2 separate regions of the Homo sapiens genome follow, and region 2 is linked to region 1. The links are chromatin loops, found by intact Hi-C in ENCODE. Cell type or tissue: B cell. All regions are shown on one strand. Each heading gives the region's core, and the rest is flanking DNA. Links, peaks and the distances in the headings are about the cores only.

Evidence for each region. Peaks named below come from ENCODE experiments on the same cell type or tissue, not always from the same donor. Only the 100,000 strongest peaks of a DNase experiment are listed, where the experiment ranks them.
Region 2: it touches region 1 in a loop (24-fold over the local background); 84 of 110 quality-filtered maps call a loop at or near these places.

Annotation. Positions count from the first base shown.
Region 1 is chr1:207,961,554-207,966,512 of GRCh38, reverse strand. All of the region lies in intron 2 of LINC02767 (long intergenic non-protein coding RNA 2767), which reads right to left. Among named protein-coding and RNA genes, the nearest start is that of LINC02767, 5.0 kb to the right of the region's middle. RefSeq lists enhancers at 1,813-2,342, 3,029-3,088, 3,149-3,248. In B cell, for the core only: CTCF peaks have their summits at 2,590 and 2,792 (motif pointing right); a DNase peak (open chromatin) is centred at 2,822; H3K4me3 peaks cover 1,116 bases; H3K27ac peaks cover 433 bases; H3K27me3 peaks cover 252 bases.
Region 2 is chr1:207,826,454-207,831,412 of GRCh38, reverse strand. No RefSeq gene overlaps it. Among named protein-coding and RNA genes, the nearest start is that of MIR29B2CHG, 6.2 kb to the right of the region's middle. In B cell, for the core only: CTCF peaks have their summits at 2,633 and 2,644; a DNase peak (open chromatin) is centred at 2,702; H3K27ac peaks cover 1,829 bases.

The DNA.
Region 1 (4,959 bases), core at 455-4,454:
CCTCCAAGATTACTCTAAGGTTGCCACTGATTTCCCCACTGGCAAGAGGGAGCAAATAGGAGGCAGGAATAGTATAGTCTTCTTGCCTGTCCTGATCCCAACTCCTCCAAGAAATGGGGTTTCACAGACTGAGTCTGCGGACCCAGAATCATTGGGGCAATCATTCTGTCTGACCTAGAAGTAACTGGACAGGAATCTGAAAAGCAACAGATCCCCTCTGCCTCTTTTTGGTGAAATATGGTTTATCAAAGTGGGCAGAAAGGTTGAGGCCATATATCAACCTTCCCATTTTACAGATGGGGAGACTGAGGCCATGGAAGTCATTCAGCATTGCCTTCACTCACAGATCCAGTGTCTCCTGCCTCCTGGTCCAGTATTCTTTTCCCATCCCCTCCTGTCTCACCTCCTGCCCCCATCTTTTTAGACTTTGGGAACAGCAGTGGTGAAGAGGGAGGATAAAGGGAAGATTATTCCATGTCCAAGGAAGGTTAGCAGGAGAGAGCCACAGAAGAGCATCTTGTAAGGTACTGAAATCCAGCTGAGGCTTCCTCCATAACCCAGACTTCTCCCCCAAAAAGTTCCATGACATCTGCTGGCTGCCTGGCCTTCGCGGATCTATTTAACCCAGAGACACTGTGATCGCTCATGTGCTTTGATCCTGCAGGCGCCGGCAGCTTTTTGTTCTATTATTCACTGCAGGGTGGATGCTGAGTTGTCTCTCCTTATTACAGGCAGTGGTTGGGCTTCCCACCGCCTCCCCAAGGCCACTGGGTGATAGCCATCAATAAGTCAGTAGCAGCGGCTGGCTTTGAGATGCCTTTTGGGAAAGGGATTTGTACCATTTCAGAATCATCGTTTTCTACAAGCATCCTTTTTGGGAGAGATCTGGGGAGAAAAACAATTAGCATAACAATTACAGAAATCCATGTAAAGATGCTAAGAGGAATACCTTATCTGCCCAGCTGGTGGCAGCTTTTGAAGACAGACCCCTGCCTTTATATCTGTGTGCCCTGCACAGCATCTGGCACATAGTGGGGCATCCTCTAATGTTTATTTAATGACCCAGTGTATGAGTGAACATCTCTTCTCAAGCCTCAAACCCATTCCCTTCAAAAACAAGAGGAAAAGAGGCACTGAGTATCATAAAAACTTTTAACCATGTGGCATTCTGGATAAATCTGTTTATTTGTTTATCCACAATCTCCCCACACACACACTACAAGACACAAGCTCTATACGGGCACTTTGTATATGCCTAGCACCTACAACAGTGCCTAGCATACAGTAAGTCCTCAGGAAACGTGCAAAAAATGAATGAACTGGATGTCAGGAGACCTGGGAACGAATTCCAGCTAAGTTACCAGCTGGCTGAGTGACCTGGGCCAGTCACTTCTCTCTGGATCTCAATTTGCCCCCTGTGTGGCAGGAGCATTGTGCCAGATCTACGATAGAATCAATCACCTAGTCTAGACATTTCTTGAAGAACATGGGACATTGTGTCACCCTACCAAATCCATGCTGTGAGCCTTCCAGATCCATGTTCTGTCCCCGACTTCTTCCTCCACAGTCATGAGGTGCTTTGACAATCTATACAGATGCAATGTGACGGGGTCACACAGAAAAATCCCAGGGGCCTGCAGCCAGAGGGAATGTGTGGAGGCTACGGAAAGGAATATCCTTGAACGGAATGCATGACTTCTGCAAGAGTCATAGCTTCATTTCTGCACTTGCTCTCCTCTCACCAATAATCCAGGCACAGAAACCCTCCCCCGCCCTCCTCCCTCGGGGGCACAGGATAATGTTGATGGATGGGATGGAGTCTGGAGCTGAGAGGGCATGGAAAAGAGGGGAGCCCTCCTTAGCAGACCGTCTTGGGGCACACAGGTGGAATGATCGAGTAGCCAACATGCACTTCAGCAAGGGCAGAGTGATGTTTTTCATGACTAATCTTCAAACCCCGGACGAGAGGAAACACATTCCAAAGCGACTGCTTGAGACAAGAACAGGGTGGGACGCAAAAAGTTAACTGAGAATCAGGAGATAGGAGAAGACTCAGCCACACCCAGCCAGTGAAGATGAATTTAAAGAGAACTCTATGTAGTGCGGCTCCCTGGGTGGAACAGAACATATGATTCTCGTGCCAGAGTGTGGGTTCACCCCTCTCGCCTAAACCTTCCGTTGTGAGGTGTGCCCTTCAGACAGTTATGCTTGGGTGGGCCCCGAGCAACCCCGCCACCCTCCACTCTCACCGCCCCCGCACGCTTGCAGAAAGCCAGCCTTTCTGGAATGGTGACTCGTCGGGGTGTACGATGTCTTCGTGGGGTGGGCAGAAGGGATGGTATTCCCTGTTTGCAGCCCCTGGGGTGGCAGGCGTATGTTGGGCCTAGCTGGCTCCTATTTCTGAGTCTTGACACCTCCCCCGCTGCCTGCCTCCTCCTCCTCCTCCCTCTCCCCTGGGCCGCCGAGCTGTTTGGCCCGCGGTGCCCCGCTCAAAGTCAGGGCCAAGGCCAGGGGAGGGGGCAGGCGGTGGTTCCCAGCACTGCCCTCACCTGATATTTACTTTCCAGGCTGTTGACTCCCAAACAATACAGTGCACGCCGATTTGCAGGGTACCTTCCGTCTACTTTCCCAGTAAACCACTCCCACCAAGCAAACACGCAGGGTTCCCCTGGCCCGCGCGGACCTGGAAAAACACAGCGCTTGGCTGGTCTCCCTGGCTGGCCGGACCCGCCGCCTTCCGGCCAGCGCACCTCCGCTGCGTGGAAGCGGCCGTGCCATGGCGCCTTGCGGCCACGAGAGGGCAGCCGCGGGCCGCAGAAACACCACCGCGCCCGGCTTCCCGAGCCTGCGCCTGCGCAGACCCGAGGCCGACCCGAGGCGGTCGCTGGCCAAGCGCCCGGCCAGCGCTTCCGGCTGCCGAGGCTGCAGCCTTCAGTGAGCTGTGGCTCTGCCGCCCCGGGAGGGAACAAATGGCGGATTTCAGGCCTCCGGGCCATGCAGCCTCCCTCTGAGGCCCCAAAGGCGCGATAGAGGCGGTGAGATGCGGCTGGAGCTGGGAACGAATTCCCCGGCCGGCTGGGAGGCCGCCCAGCCCGGTGCGCTGACCGCACTCGCCTTGCTTTCACCCCTCGGGTCGCCTCTCGCACCTCGCAGCCGAAAGCCCCTCCGCTGGGTCACGTTTCTCCATCCCGCTGCAGCCTGAGCAAGGTCGCCTTCATCCTTTACAGACAGAAGTTCCTCTACCCGGAGGCCCGGAGCCTGGGAGAGGGCCACTGGGAACGTCGCATTTGCAGAGCCCCAGTAACCGGGCTGTGGACCGTCTTCTTACTGCTTGAAGTTTCAGGCTCAGAGCAGGAAACGATTCCAGAGCTCAGCCAGGCACCGATGAGAAGAAAAACAGAAGCAGCACATTGCCCAGGGCCATGGAGCTTGCCAGTGAAGAGCAAACCAGGCCACGTAGGGCCGCTGCTTGGGACCCTGTCCTGGCACCCCCAGCTCTTGGAGAAAGTCAGCGCTCCCAAGGCCTCCAGGCCCGCCAGCATCGTCTGGCCCTGACTGCTCTCCACCATACCCCACTCTCCACTGCAGCTCTTCCCCATGTCCCGGCTGTGCACATCCGGCTCCATGATCCCAGCCGCGCCCAGCTTCACTCTCTGCCCAGCAAACTCTTGCTTGTCTTCTAGGTGTTGGCTTAGAAAACATTCTCCCTGCAAAGTTTTCTAGGCGTTCCCCGCACCTCTCACACAACCCTATGCAACACTGTATTCCAGGGTAGCCCACACAGAACCTCACCTGCTTGTTCACTTATCTGACCCAGAATACGAAAGGCCCACACTAGGTCTTAATTAATATGTCCCCTACATCCCAGCTGCCCCATCCAAGTCCCCAATTTCTGGGCCCATGTACTTTTTACCGTGTTGCCCACTGGCCCTTTCACTATTGTAACTAAAATAAGCAGATTTATGGCCTAGAAGACTCTATGCTTCTACGTCAGAACAAGAGCCTGCTCTTTTCTAATTCCTGGGAGAATATTATGACAATTCTTGCTTCTGAAGCCTGGAGAATAATTTCCAACATGACAGTCTCCCTACTTCTGTGGTCCGGAGGGTACTTTCTAACTTGAGTTATTCTCATTATTCCACTCAAGAGAAGTAACTGCAAAACAGGTGTTAAACCATGCAGTAGGATTTACAGAGGTTGAGGGACTCCATGAGTCCACTTGAACCAGAGCAGCACGATTTTTATTTTTTAGGTAGGAATTTCTTTTGGGGGGAAAATAAGGAGCCAAGAATTCTATTAATGCTTTAAAAATGTTTTAAGTGGGAGGAGGGTGAAGGGACAAGCAACTCTACTTTCTGCTCAATATTGCTGTGAACTAAAATTTTTCTAAAAAATACAGTTGATTGATTTATTTAAAAAATGTTTTAGATGTCACTACACTAAAGGATTATAAAGTAGAGCAGCTGAAGAGCTGTGGACAATTGTTAACAACTAATCATTTCCAAAGGCTGTACCTACATTCCCAGTGAAGCACATATCATAACTTCTCAACCTAGGGAGCCTTTCCCTTCCCTTTTATGTGGAGTCTATTTATTGTCACCCATTGTTTCTTCTTCCCTGACACCAGGGAGTCTGATTTTTTATGGGTGTAGTTAGGAACTGAAAGTTTGTTTCTTTGTTTTTTTTGGTTTTTTTTTTCAGAATTTGTTACATTTATAGAAAAAGTTGCTATGTTACTTATTTGAAGAAGAGTTGAAGCTTTTATATTTCTCTTTTAAAAATGTTTTGTTTGAGGCCCTAGGGTTTTTGTTTTTTGATAAATGCTCCCTCCGACTCAAAGATGTCCAGGTGTTAATCCCTGGAACCTGTGAAACGGCTACCTTACAAGGCAAAAGGAACTTTAAAGATATAATTATATTAAGATTCTTGAGATGGGGAGAAAACAGTGTTAGGGAAAGA
Region 2 (4,959 bases), core at 343-4,342, 130 kb after region 1:
AGACAAGATAGATGTTTTGGCCTGTTTCACTTTCCCAAGAGGTGATGGGAGCCAGCTTGGGCAGGACATTTTGGAGCCTGGATTTCTGGCCTGAGAGACAGACTGACTGTGTCTGTCCAGGAAAAAGCATCTACTTACAAACAGAGCATCCTAGTCACAATATCTGCTGTTGCAGGCCTGACCTTCCCCCATGCAAACATGCCCCTCTCTGTGCAGCCCTTGGGCGTATTTCACACGGGAGTCCCTGTTGGTGCTGGGGTTCACTTCCATTTGTGCTGTGAATTCAGCACTCAACTTGGCCTTTGCTTGTCTTCCTTTACCCTGAGGGTCGGGGAGCCCTGTGTTCTTGGCCAGCGTCTGCCAGGTCACTCACTCTCTGCCGCCTGGCTCCGGCTCCCTGTCTGTGGCGGCATTCTGAGTGTGTGTCTGCATTTCACCTCTGCCAGAACCTACCCTCCAGCACAGGCTGTCCCCAGCCCTTGCCTCTCGGATTTTCACTTGGCACCTGGCACTGCATTGTGTCCTTGGAGTGTTCGTTGTCACTGCTGGGCCTTGTTTCGCTTCAGCTCAGTGACATGGGTGGAAGTGTCATGGTCTCTTGGGTTGGGGGAAAGCTCCTCAGTGGCTCTGGGGTAGTTCCTCCAGGAGACTGGCACAGTGTGGTCTTCATGGCTGAGGTCTGACCACACCATGATCACTGCTGTTGGTCTGCAACTATTAATGGCACTGCTCCTTAGGAGCCTTTTCCCCATGAATGCCATCAGACTTCTACTCTATGAGTACCATTTCTGTCCCCACCCCAACATCGAGCACATTCTCATACTTTTTGTGATTATATATACTTAGATTTCTGTATTTTTGTTTCTTCTTGAAGTTGCTTGATGTTAGAAATTCATCTCTTCCTTACCAGGTGTTGAACTATCCCAGTAATTTAGCTTTTACTTGGCTTCTGCAACCTTTTTTTCTCTAAGCTCCTTATCTGTCTTGGGCCTACCACTTGAACACACTTGATCTTGTCTACTTATCTCGTCAATATGAAGCTAGGTATGGTTGTGTCTGGTTAGTACTTGGATGGAAGATCTGAGAATGCTAGGTATTCTAAGTCTTTTGAGGTGTTGGTAGGCTTTTTCTTATACCAAATGCAAAATCTTTATGTCACCATTGTTGTCATTCTCATCATCATAGTGATAGCTGGGATTAATTGAGCACTTATTCTGTGTTGGGCCTTGTGCTGCATTACTTCTGTATCTCACATCCTCTCCAAGAAAATCCCAATGAAGTATAGATGAAGCTGAAACTAGAAACTTAGAAAGGTTAAGTAAGTTGTTCAAGTTTATATAATTAGTCAAGAGGCTGCACTAGAATTCAGATTCAAATCTATCTCATTTTAGAGTTAGAGTTTTTAACCACTAAATGTAATATTTTTGTTTGGTAGTTAAGTACTCTATAAATGTTGGTTGAATGGCAAGATTGCTCTGACAGTCCAGCTGTTCTCCATGGTGTCACTAATGATGATGATAGCACACAGCATTTTTTGAATGAATGCTTGCAGTGGTAAGCTCTGTACTAAAAGATATGCATTAGTTAACCCATTTAATCTTATAGCTCAATGAGGAAGATTACCCCCATTTTGCTGATTAGGAAACTGAGGCCAGAAAGGCCAAGGTAACTTGCCCAAGGTGACACAGCTAAATAGTATTAGGGGATTTGGATGCAAGCTGTCTCCTAAACTGTGTGAGTCTGTACTCTTAATCACTATGTTGCTCTCCACAAAAAAATAAGGCTGATTTTTATTTTTCTGTGCTTTTCTTCTTGCTGTCCCCTTCCTTAGCTAGTGATGCTATTTCTTTACCAGTTCTTGCTCATCCTATTCATTCTCAGAAGCCCAGGCTGGAGTTCTCTTCTCAGACTATGCATGTCCACATCAAGCTGGCTTCTCACAATTGGCCCCTCAGTGTATTTTCCTAAACCTTACTTGTAAACATGTTAAAATGACCAGATTTACAATTAGTGATCTACACCGTAATAGCAGACCTATTTGTTTGTCTTATTTCTACCAAAGAAATGGAACAGGGAGCTCAGAAACAGACCTATATGTATCTGGACACCTGATTTATGATGAAGAAGGCACTGCTGGGCAGTGGGGAATGGATGGTTATTTTAATAAACAGTGCTGGTTCAACTGGATATCCACAGGAAAGAAATGAATCTTGATCATATACAAAAATAAATTCCAAAGCGATCATCAATCTAAATGTGAAAATTAAAACAAAACTTCATCTACAAGATAGCATAGAATATCTTTATAACTTTGGGGTAGCCATACATTTCTTAAAGAAGACACAGAAAGCACTAACTCTAAGGGAGAAGACTGATAAGTTGGATGTCATTAAAATGAGGAGCTTCTGATTATCAAATGACATCAATAAAAGAGAGTGAAGCCAAGCAGAGAGGAGAAGATATACTCAGTACCTATACCTGGCAAGTGGATTCATATCCAGAATATATAAATAACTCCAACAAATCCATCAGTAAAAGAAACCCTTCCCCCTGGACAGAAAAAAGTTCCATACTGAACAATTGTGAGTTGTATGCAGTTTTCTTCTCCCAGTGCAAGGTTCTAACCAGTATGTCCTGGATCACTGGCACAGCCTGGTGGCTGGCCTTGGGAACTGTCTGATCTGGTGGCTCTTGGCATTTTCTTTTGTGTATGGACTGTGGGCCCTTCCTTTCCCATGTGCTTCTTCACTTGCTATTGGTTTGGCCACAAGAGGCTCCTGTCTCATGAATGCCTGTGTCTCTTCCTCTTTTCCTTTGGCTTGTTAACTTTTGATCAGTTATTTCGAGAATATTTCTCTCTGGCTTCTTCCCCCCGCCCTTCCTTTTTAATTTCCCTTTTTGTACCTTCTTGTTTAGCCTAAAAACTTCTGGTTGTAAAAACCATCCTAAAGTGTCTCCAAGTCTTTGGGGGAGTAGGCTTGTTCTCTGGGGCTCCAGAGGCAGAGTGGAGACCTGAAGGCTAATATTTCCCTGCAGAGAGATTTCATCTCAGTTGTGTTCCACTTGTCTGAACCCTCCAAAGGTGTGGTGGGAGTTATTGAATCAAGTTGGGGCTAGACCATGACTTGGTCACGGTGGTGTTTGTGGAGGGTACTGTGTCTTGAATGGGCAGCTGGATTATGATAAGCCCTTCCAATCTTATCACCAAAGCCCTGGATGGACGTTTTGTGGATGTCCAGAGAAGCGCTCTCAACTGGGAGACAGAGCCAGTATATCAGCATGACTTTTCTGCCTAGCTGGCAGGTCAGGATGCACACATATTATTACTACTTCAGTTAAATCACGTATACTTGGAAGTCATTTCGATACACCTCTCCACCTGCAGCCCTCAGGGAAGTTTTAAATTTTCCTCATTTTCCTCTATGCTTATTATTTTCCTCAAATGGCAGATGTGTGAGGTAAAGTTTTCCTCTTTGGGTATGTTCTTTATTTTATTTAATTCCTCACTCTGGCAATGCTTGCTCTTTTTTTTTTTTTTTTTTATTACAAACGTATTGTATTTTAGACACATTACAACCAGGAGAACAAACTGGAAGCTCTATAGGTATGTTCTGACCATTAAAATATCTGGACAGTGTTAAAAAAAAAATCAGGAGTTTAACATAAAGCTAGTTTTCCGCCTTGCCCTGAAAACCTGGATGATCTGGACTCTTTGGGTCTCTGTTCCCAGATGGTCCCCAGCAGGCAGAGCCAGGAGGGTGGCCCATCAGGAGTGGCACGGTCCTTCCACTGGGCACATCCCCTCCCCAGGCCACTGTACTCCTTCATTACCTGCATGGCCCCTGAAGACACTGGAGTTGATGACTTCCTGGAGTGGATAAAATGGGCTTTTGTGAGCTAGCCTGGGAACCAAGCAGTATGTTTGATATTATTTCATTGCAAAAGTGGATCTCAGCTTTTAAAGTAAGCAGATGTTTTAAATATCAGCAATGCAAATTTGGGAATACTTAGCCTCAGCTGGAATGTGTGTGTTCTCCATGATGGACTGTTTCTGATGCTTTTCCTGTGCTGTATCTTGGCTTAGCACTTAGTAGGTACTTAATAAATGATTTACCTCAGGTGGTAACCAAGCGCCTGTTGTCCACCAGCTCCCAGGGAGTGAACAGAAATGCCATCTTGCTGTGGACTGGGCCTGTCAGTTCCACCTGAGACCAGATCGCTGCCAGATTTATCTAGAACATCCACTCTAGCTCTAGATAACAGAGATTGGAATGTGTCCTCTGCACAGCTTCCCTGTCTGGAGAGCGAGGTAAAGACCTAGACCCCGTCGAGTTGGCCCTAAAGAGGAAACAGGACAGGGAGGCCGGCATGAAGCCGGCATGAAGACTGCTTTTCTGGCTGTTGCCTGCCGAACTGGAGTTTGTGGCCGGTACACAGTGCTTGCATTCCACACCCTGAACAAGGGCGGGTCAAAGTTCAGCTCATTCCCCTTTAAAGAAAAAAATTCTTTGTCTTTGGCATTTCGAAGTTTTGACCCAGATCAGTCGGAGGCCACGGAATGCTCATGAAGTCTGGAGAGTTTGTTTAGTTCCTGAGTCCGGTAGCTGCCGAGGAGCCAAAGAGAGCCGGCAACCTGTTGGGCTTGAGCTGAAGCCTTGCCTTTTCAAGTTTGTGCTGGCCTGGCCTCCCCAAGCCTCTGAGGGTGAGTAGAAGGAGCCAGCACCTTTTCCCCACTCTGAAGTTATCTTTACCCCCTGAAATCAAACACTGCATGCAGCACCCTGTAAAACTGCTTCCTTGTAGGCTCGAGCGTGCTTGCTAAGTAAACATCCTCCCATGTTTTTGGAACTGAATTCATTTCTGCTTCCTGGTCATCCCATTCGGGTTTTTTTGTTCTTGGTGCCTTGTAGAATCAGGTTAATAGAAGGAAGACCTAGAATTGGGCAGAGGTACCTAAAA